3 separate regions of the Homo sapiens genome follow, and all the other regions are linked to region 1. Evidence: chromatin contacts called from ENCODE Hi-C or POLR2A ChIA-PET data. All regions are on one chromosome and are shown on one strand. Each heading gives the region's core, a stretch centred on a gene start or an enhancer-like site at or near the end of the contact. The rest is flanking DNA. Distances are from core to core; before and after follow the strand shown.

Region 1 (2,887 bases), core at 29-2,528:
CATGGTTTTGGGCAGCTCAAACTCTGCCACATGATAGCAATGGCACTGAGTTAAGTAGTTTATAAAGTGTTCTCGAGCCCGCTGCAAATGATCTAGACGCTTGCTGGGGTTGACTTGTTTCATGGTGAGGGCTCCTTGAAACGCTGGCACCAAAAGGTACTTCAGGTCGGTGGAAGCAATCTCTTCCAAATCTTCATTTCGGCTGGAAGAGCAAAAAGGAGGCAGTGAAGCCTGACTAGGCATTCAAATTGTGGCCCTTGCTTTCTGGGGGACGGAGTGGGAGGCTGGGCTGGGAGTGGACCAGAGGGAGGAGGCACGGGGAACAGCGGCCAGTTTCACTCAATGAAAGTGGCTGAGGGCTCACACCCAATGCCTATGCAATCAGCAGACGCTAGGAAGCAGAGTCGTAAGATATCAACCATCTGGGAAGAGAGGTGGGGAATGTAAACAATGTACACAAGATCGCAGTGGTAAGTAGGAACGAAACGTTCTCACCACTAAAGGTCCCCTCCACTCAGGCGCAATGGCTCCACCCTTGGTAACCATTATTACCTTCGTTCTCAGCCATTATTACTATCTTCCCCCATACCTGAACAAGTCGAGCTGCGATAACATTTCGGCAGCCTTCTCAAGGAGGTCCAAGCCCTTGAACACCTTCTCCTGGACTATCCGGGAACCGGCGGGTTCAGTCGCCACTTCTACTTCGTCCAGTAACTGTCTACCAGTTTCGAACAGCTCGGGGAGCCGCGGCAGCTGTAACTCGTCCTCAGCAGCCATCTTGGGGAGAGAGGAACCCGGAAGATCTCTTTTCCGGGGTCAAAGGCAACCTTGATAAAGAAGAATTAGGCGAGCGCGGACAAAACCGGAAGAAGCACCTCATTGGTCCAGTAGCTTCACTGTTAACAAAGCATCAAAGGACTTCCGGGAGCCGCTGTTAGCCGGCCCTGGCAACCGTTTCCATAGACTCATTTTACCAGGCAGCCCGTTACAAGTCGTAGGCATCTGTTAAAAGCAAACAAACAAGCAAAACCCTAGGCGCTGTTTTACCATGAGCTCCTCGTCGCCGACACGGGGCTGAGAAGTTCTGTGGGCTCTGAAGCCCGGGTGAGGCGAGGCTGAATTCGGAGCGCGAGGAGTGCGGACGAGCGAGTGCGTTTTAGGAGCCAGTCTGGCGCGCCCCTTACCTCGCGAGTAGCTCCCTAGGTTGAGGAGTCCAGGGACTCTAGCCGCCGCACCACTCCCACGGTTTGAAGATCCGGTCGCTTGAGCGCGAAGTGCAAGTAGCGCCCCCCTGCGGTTTCCGTCCACCCACCAGATGGAGCTCCGGGTTCCTCCCAGCCAATCCTCTCCCGTCCTCTTCCCCCTTCACCCCACACACGCCTACGACCCGTAGGCCGGCGTCCGGTGGAGCCCCCCTCAGCAAGATTGGCAACCTGCAACTCCGGTCACCGCACAGCCGGCTTCCCTTCGTGCACTTAGTTCCTACATCAAATGTTATTTCTGTGCAACCTTCCTTGTCTCTCTACCGCCTTCCACCCTGTGCCCTTCAGCCGCCAAGTCTGGGTTTCTCCTATGCATCTCTATCATGGCACCTACCACGCTGTATAATTGCTAGTGACTTACAAATCTCTCTTATCAGAATGAATTTGACTCATCTTTGCACCACTCTGGCTAGCCTGAGTACTCAGTATCAGTCATTATCTGAATAAAAAAAAAAAGTGATCAGTTTGGAAAGCAGCCAACTTATGCAGAACAGCATTGTTCAGTAGGTAGTTACTAGCTACATGTGGTTACTAAGCACTTGAAAGTGGCTATTTTGAATCGAGATGTGCTGCAAGTGTAAAAAACACCCCAGATTTCAAAGACATTTAAAAAAAAAAGAATGAAAAATGTAAATACTTTTTACATGGACTACATGTTGAAATGATAGTCTTTTGGATATGTTGGATTAAATATATTATTAGAATTAATTGTACTTCTTTCTTTTCACTTTGTAAATGTGCCTGCCAGATAATTTAAAACTATATTTGTAGCTCCCATTATATTTCTACTGGACAGAACTGATGGAAAACATAATTTCAGGACTTCAAAGAAGGGACGTCATTGTTTTGAACAAAGCAATATAAATACATACTGATTACCTTAGGACGCAGCCTGAATTGTCCTAGGAGATTTAAGTAGCAGGCACACTGTCTACCCCTGAAAATAAACTTTTAAACTAGTATTTTAAACTACATATCGTTGAGAAGAAAAAAAGCTTCATTAAAAAACAACTAGAGGGCAATATAGGACAGTATAAAATAGGTGATATGTTGTATTGCACAGGCTGTTGGAAAAGCAAGAAAGGGCAAGTCATCCCATGCTAGGAGTAGTTCAGAAGGCTTCTTAGACATGACATGCGGTCACATAGAAGAATGTCAAAGTTTAAAGGGAACCCCCAAAATCGGAGGAAAAACTTGAGACCAGAAAGGTTAAGGGACTTGTCCAGCCAGTTTGTGACAAAGTCAGTGACTTCTGCGTTCAATTGTTTCTACTCCATTAACCTTCAGTTGGGTAGGATTTAGAAAGATGAAGACCTTTAATGTGGGACAGATTGAAGCCCCAAACTAGAACAGTGCTTCCTAAGAGGGAGAGGAGGCTGTGGCACACATGTAGGTTGAAAAAGCTTCCCAGGTGATTCTAATAAACCTTCCCTTGCAACCCCTGCTTTATAAACTAAGAAGGAAGTGAGGCTTTGGCGAATTACCTATTTGGTTTATCTGGCACCTCTAGTAAACTGACCTTTCAGGGTCAGGCTTGGCAGGGAATATAAAGAAAAAGATAGTACTTGTGGAGGAGACTTAGAAATGTAGTAATTGTGAGAGTAAAGATAATTTGCTTCTCTGCA
Region 2 (2,970 bases), core at 91-2,590, 5.1 Mb before region 1:
ATATGCTGCTCATTTAAAGTGCTGCCAATAAAGAAAATAGCTGTAGTTCATCATGGTACATATTTCCCTGGAGAAAACCCATTTACAACGTAGGTTTAGAAATTTCAAAATTACATTTTAACATGAAGTTCTGGCTACATTGGTTTGTGGGATTAGGAAGGGCCAAAGGCTCCTTTAGGCTCCCTTTGATCCATTAACTATGTTCTGTGAGTTTACAGTGAAAAATGATAAGAGTTGGACGATAAGCTTTCATGTGATCAAGTAAACCTGAACTCCAAGACTAAAAGACCTTGTTTGCAGTAGCAAATACTAAAGGGTCAGGGCCTGAATAGAATTTCCTTGAAATTGCTTTATTTCTATTTATGAACCTGAGGTGATTGGTGGTAGTGCATAACCTTGGATAGTAACCATTTCTGGGTTATAGGTTTACCATGTGGACAAGCACTGCCCACATAGTATAGGGGAGTTTACCTGCCTGGAATGGCCAAGGAGTTGTCTTTCCTGGGAGAGACAAAGAGCCCAGAGGCTACCTAAAGTCTTCCTCCCCACCCAAAGTGATGTTAGACACCGGAACTTGGAAAGAGAAGGTTGGCGTTCGAGTTACACGACACACACACACACACACACACACACACACACACACACACACCAAATAAAAGGTCTTACCCCAATCTCCAAAGTTTGCCAAGGCCAAGAACACTGTCTCTTAGCCCTTTTACTTCCAATCCCCGCCCACAGCCTGCAAGACCCTCCACTTCCCTTTCCCCTTCCGCTCTTGGCTTACTTGTCACGGATGATGGTCTGTAGCTCCCGTATCTGATCATTCATAGGCAGCAGCTTAAGCTGCGCCCCGATCTGCCGGGAGAGTTCGCAGTCCTCTAGGAAGGAGTTGCCAGCTGGTGCGTCATAGCTGCTACTGTCACCACTACCACTGTTGCCCTCTGAGTTGAGGCTGGAGCCGCCGCAGGCCCCAGAGTCCAGCTCGGCCGGCAGGCTAGAATGGGCGTACCCCGTGAGGAGAATCACCTTGGCCCTGGAGGCTCTGTTTCCCCCTGCGTGGTCCAGGATCAGATCGCCAGGTCGCAGCTGCTCGGGACTTGGGGTTGAGGCAGAGTTTACTTGCTGGTTGTGACAGGGCATGGAGTCCGGACACTGTAACTCCGTGGCCATACACCGGGCCCCGGGCTATCCCCGCTGCTACTGAACACTAAAGATAAAGAGGAACGGGTAGAAAGGACAGATGCTCACGTGCTCTCTCGGTTGCTCCCGCCTCCTCAGAACATCTAACCCTGGCTGTCCTTTCACCCCTAGGCCGCTGTTGGTTTCCTTTAGCACACTTTGGCTCACTCCCGCCCACACCAGACGTACTGCCTGCCTAGACACCCTATTGGCTGCACTCCCCGCCACTCTGCGGCGCCACTGCTTGTTAACCCTTTGAGTCACCCTTGCTACGTGGGTTCCCACAGGTAGCTAAGCCCCCGCAGCGAGGCCAAGGATGCCAGCTTGAAGGATCTTCCGGGGGCCCCTGGGGCTTCTGCATTCAGAACTTTGGGTGATTAGTAGAGCCAGGAAAAACTGGGGGTGGCAGGTGATGATACACAGTTACACACGTAAGGCCCATGTTTTCAGACTTTGTGACCTAGCAGAGAAATTATATCTCAGTAACCGCATCTTCAGTTAGCTTGTCTGCATAACAGAAGGAAGAAGTAAAAAAATGCCTAGCAGGCTGCTGAAGAGGCTGTCCTCTACTAGACTGTTCTAGAAACTGCAGCTTCCCAAGTATGCTTGACCGCCAAAGCTTTTCTTATCTTTATTGGTTGGGCCCCACAGTGTACACGTTGTCATGGGGACTCAGGCGGCATTTCAGATCCACTATCATTTTGAATCTTTAAAGTACTTGGAAAGACGCTTATTTTTAAGTGTATGGACTCACTATAACGGCCTGAGGTAAGAGTGTCTAGGGCAGTACTTTTCAAACATCAGTATGTACCACAATAATTGTAGAGCTTGTTAAAATGCAGGTTCTTACGGCTCATTTTTGAGATTGTGATTCTGTAGATCCGAGATGGGATACAAGAATCTTTTTTTTTTTTTAACTTTTAAGTTCAGGGATATATGTGCAGGTTTGTTACATAGGTTAACTTCTGTCATGGGGGCTTGTTGTAAAGATTATTTCATCGCCCAGGTATTAAGCCTAGTACCCACTAGTTGTCTTTCCTGATCCTCTCCCTTCTCACACCATGCACTCTGCAGTAGGCTCCAGTGTGTGTTGTTCCCCACTATGTGTCCATGTGTTCTCATCATTTAGCTCCCACTTATAAGTGAGAACATGCAGCATTTGGTTTTCTGTTCTTGTGTTAGTTTGCTAAGGATAATAGGCTCCAGCTCCATCCATGTCCCTGCAAAGGACATGATCTCATTATTTTTTATGGTTGCATAGTATTCCATGGTGTATATGTACCACATTTTCTTTATCCATTCTATCATTAATGGGTAGTTAGGTTGATTCCATGTCTTTGTTATTGTAAATAGTGCTGGAGTTAACATATGTGTGCATGTGTCTTTAATAAAACAATAATTTATGTTCCTTTGGGTATATACCCAGTAATGGGATTGCTGAGTTGAATGGTATTTCTGTCCTTCCTTTTTTTAACATGCCTATACAGATTTTTTTATAATTTTTTTTTTATTTCCATAGGTTATTGGGGAACAGGTGCTGTTTGGTTAGATGAGTAAGTTCTTTAGTGGTGATTTGAGAGATTTTGGTGCATCCATCACTCGAGCAGTATACACTGTACCCTATTTGTAGTCTTTTATCTCTCAAGCCCTTCCCACCCTTTTCCTCCAAGACCCCAAAGTTCATTGTATCATTCATATGCCTTTGTATCCATCATAGCTAAGCTCCCACTTATGAGTGAGAACATACAATGTTTGGTTTTCCATTCCTGAGTTACTTCACTTAGAATATTA
Region 3 (3,148 bases), core at 332-2,831, 5.7 Mb after region 1:
GAGGCACTTCACATGGCCAGAGCAGGAGGAAAATGGGCAGGGAAAGGTGCCACACACTTCTAAGCCATCAGATCTCGTGAGAACTCACTCACTATGGCAACGACAATACCAAGGAGGCTAGTGTTAAACCATTCAGAAGAAACCACCCCCATGATCCAATCACCTCCTACCAGGCCCCACTTCCAACGTAAGGGATTACAATTAAACATGAGATTTGGTGGGGACACAGATCCAAGCCATATCCAGGAGTAAGGGTTTAACTTGTGGAAGAGATCAAGATAACCAAAAGAAAGAAAATAGAAGAGGAATGAGGATAGAAGCCAGGAAAATGGCTTAAAAAAAAGAGAAAGTTGCTGGGAAGGAGTCAGAGAAGGAACAGTTGGGGATGCAGGCAGTGAGTTTGTTTATAATAAAGGTCAAGGGAAGAAAGAATGTCAAAAAGGAATATGAATCAATAGTTTTAAATGCTGTAAAACAAATAGAAAACGAGCACTGAGAAGAGCTGTTGGAATCAGCAGCTGGAATTTAGGATGATGTGAAAGAGCCAATTGAGTGGAGTGGTAGGGAGGAGTGAGTTTGTTATGGAGAAGTGAAGGTGATGATAAGTAGACTATTCTTTTGAGATATTTGGCAGTGAAAGGGCTGAACATGATGGAACGATGGTACAAGGGAGAATAGGGTCATGGATCGAGGGAAGGGCCTTCAGGCTAGGGAAGAAGGCAGAATATGATAAACGAGTAATTTTGCTAGCAAATGTTATAAGAACTCAAAGAAGAACAAAATTATTTTGTAGGGGCAGTGAGATTGCAAACCATAACACTGCAATAGTAGAGCTAGAAATTACCCTGAGATAGTGGCCAATACCCTCATTGTAACCTTGGTCAACTTAAGACCCAGAGAGGTGGCATGATTTCCCCAAGGTCACATAGCAAGTTAGTGGCAGACCTGAGAGGAGTAGAATCCAGATTTCCCAACTCTCAGATTGTTCTTTTTTCCACCACAAATCTGACTTGGAGCACACCACTGAGGGTCTGCACCTATTTACCCCTCATCTGATAGCTGGTCCAGTGGGCCCTTTCTTGGTCCTCTTCCCATATCTACGATGGCAAAAGTGATGAGGATACTGTAGTATTCCAGATTTTAACTAGGTTGATGGCAGCAGACACATAAAGGAGAGATAGAGAGGAGGATATACCTTTCCATATTTCAAAAAATATTCTCTGGTGACTTGCCCAAGGTCTCACAGCTAGGAAGCTCTTCAGAAACCCAATTGCCAGCATGGGGCAGCCTGTGTTACTGCTGCAGGATGCTATCATTGTAATATTAGAGTAAAGGAGTGATATCTGTGTTCAGAGCCCTTATAGCATCAAGAAGGGTGAGAAGGGTGGCAGTACTCGAATCTGGGACTTAAAGACTCGGCCAAACGTTGAACCTGAACCAGAATAATCAATTTCCCGAAGAAAAGGGCACTTGCCAGGAAGCAAGATGGCGGGAACGGCTACGGTCAAAGTGTCGCGATAGGAGCTTTCGCCGAGGATCAGGTGACGAGAGTTTGAGCCAGGACCGGGAGGGCGGGGGTAGAAACCCGGGTTGAGGCAGGAGGCGGCTAGACCGGTGGCGGCGGCATCTGGAGTAGCACTGAGATCTTCCGGTGGCGGGAACTGCAGTCATGGATCATATTACGGTACCCAAGGTAAGGAGAAGAGTTAAGCGAGGCTGACAGCCGCGAGCTTCCTCTTGGTGCTCACCTGGGAGCCCAGACACACCTCCTCAGCCTTCTCAGCCTTCTTTGACGCGTCTTTCCTGTGGGGGGTCCCGGGTTCTCTTTCTGGGTCCACACCCCCTTTCAACCAAACACCTCTTCTTAGGATCTGCTTGCGGGCGTCAGCGGCCGGGAAAGAGGTGGTCTGCACCACTGTCCCCTTACGCGACGCCGCCCCCGCTCCTGGTGCACGCCTGTTCTGGCCCTCTGACTCCAGCTCCTCCCTAGCCTTGACCTCACACTCACCCTTATCTCAGCTTTTTATACTAGCTGCACTTGTAACCGCCATTCGCGAATACCCCACATTGCTCTGCCTCCTGCGGAGTTACTTCCTTTATCGAGCGTTTCTTCACCATCCTCTTGGCTCCTCCAGCCACTAACCTTCCCCAGGGATTGCCCAGAACCCCACTCTCGCTCCAGCTCCACGGCATGCCTGTGAGGGTTTGTGGGGGCCACAGCATCTCTTCAGCCAAAGCTGGGCAATGGAAAAGGAAGAGGAGTGGGGCAGAGTGGATCTGGCTCTGCTCAGCCGGTAGGAGAAACCCAAGAGGTTTATCTAGCCAGTTGTCACCTGTTTTTAGCCAGTCCCGAGTTAGAGTTACTTCTGCTACTTTTTCCTCTCATCTTTCCAGATCCTACTCCCTCCCTTCCCAACGCCAGCCCCTTTCTGTTTCAAATCCACTTCCCTCCTTTCTCCTGTCTGGGGCTGGGGAACAGTGAAAAATTCACAACTAGTCTGTGGTTATTTTTTCCTGTTGATCATAACACACGTGGTCCAGGCTAATTGAAGTCCTGGTAAAAAATCCAGCGTGTTTTTAATGGAAAGAGCATGGATTTTGAAGCCAGAAGACTTGAATTAAAGTGCTGCCCACTGCACCCCCACCAACTACTTAGCTAATGACTTTGGACAAATTATTTAACCTCTCTGAGCCTTAGCTTTCCTCACCTACTGATAGGGTTTTTCTCTGTGTCCCCACCCAAATCTCCTCTTGTAGCTTCCGTAATTCTCACGTGTTGTGGGAGGGACCCGGTGGGAGACGGTTGAATCATGGGGGCAGGGCTTTCCTGTGCTGTTCTTGTGATAGTGAATGGGTCTCATGAGATCTGATGGTTTTAAAAACGGGAGTTTCTTTGCACAGGCTCTCTCTTTGCCTGCTGCCATGCATGTAAGATGTGACTTGCTCCTCCTTGCCTTCCTCCATAATTGTGAGGTCTCCCCAGCCATGTGGAACTGTTAAGTCCAATAAACCTCTTTGGTAAATTGCCCAGTCTTGGGTATGTCATCAGCAGCGTGAAAACAGACTGATACACCTACCAAATGAGGATAATGAAATTTGCCCGGCTCACTTCACAAGATGGTTGTGGGATTAAATAAGAGGATGTGTG

What was found. A loop is a pair of places that touch in the nucleus more often than their neighbours do. ChIA-PET counts read pairs that join two places held with the same protein, here RNA polymerase II (POLR2A). Pooled maps may share reads with other maps.
Region 2: a loop to region 1 is called in a map of naive thymus-derived CD4-positive, alpha-beta T cell, with 13 times the contacts of the local background. The contact joins the promoter of UPRT here to the promoter of IGBP1 in region 1. A Hi-C loop is called at or near these places in 1 of 168 maps with a recorded cell type or tissue (naive thymus-derived CD4-positive, alpha-beta T cell) and 6 of 50 pooled maps. POLR2A ChIA-PET finds 5 or more read pairs at or near these places in 1 of 52 experiments (OCI-LY7).
Region 3: a map of CD8-positive, alpha-beta T cell shows a loop between it and region 1 (12-fold over the local background). The contact joins the promoter of MTMR8 here to the promoter of IGBP1 in region 1. A Hi-C loop is called at or near these places in 2 of 168 maps with a recorded cell type or tissue (CD8-positive, alpha-beta T cell and naive thymus-derived CD4-positive, alpha-beta T cell) and 5 of 50 pooled maps.

Annotation. Positions count from the first base shown.
Region 1 is chrX:70,131,838-70,134,724 of GRCh38, reverse strand. IGBP1 (immunoglobulin binding protein 1) reads right to left here and starts at 1,278. Exons shown (of 7, transcript NM_001551.3): 1 at 1,185-1,278; 2 at 590-1,002; 3 at 1-202. The coding sequence starts at 777. RefSeq lists an enhancer at 400-859.
Region 2 is chrX:75,272,455-75,275,424 of GRCh38, reverse strand. UPRT (uracil phosphoribosyltransferase homolog) reads right to left here and starts at 1,340. Exons shown (of 7, transcript NM_145052.4): 1 at 785-1,340. The coding sequence starts at 1,170. It overlaps LOC124905200 (a long non-coding RNA gene), which reads left to right and starts at 1,389. Exons shown (of 4, transcript XR_007068269.1): 1 at 1,389-1,947. RefSeq lists enhancers at 960-1,169, 1,330-1,379, 1,400-1,449.
Region 3 is chrX:64,393,885-64,397,032 of GRCh38, reverse strand. MTMR8 (myotubularin related protein 8) reads left to right here and starts at 1,581. Exons shown (of 14, transcript NM_017677.4): 1 at 1,581-1,693. The coding sequence starts at 1,670. RefSeq lists enhancers at 1,394-1,683, 1,694-1,953.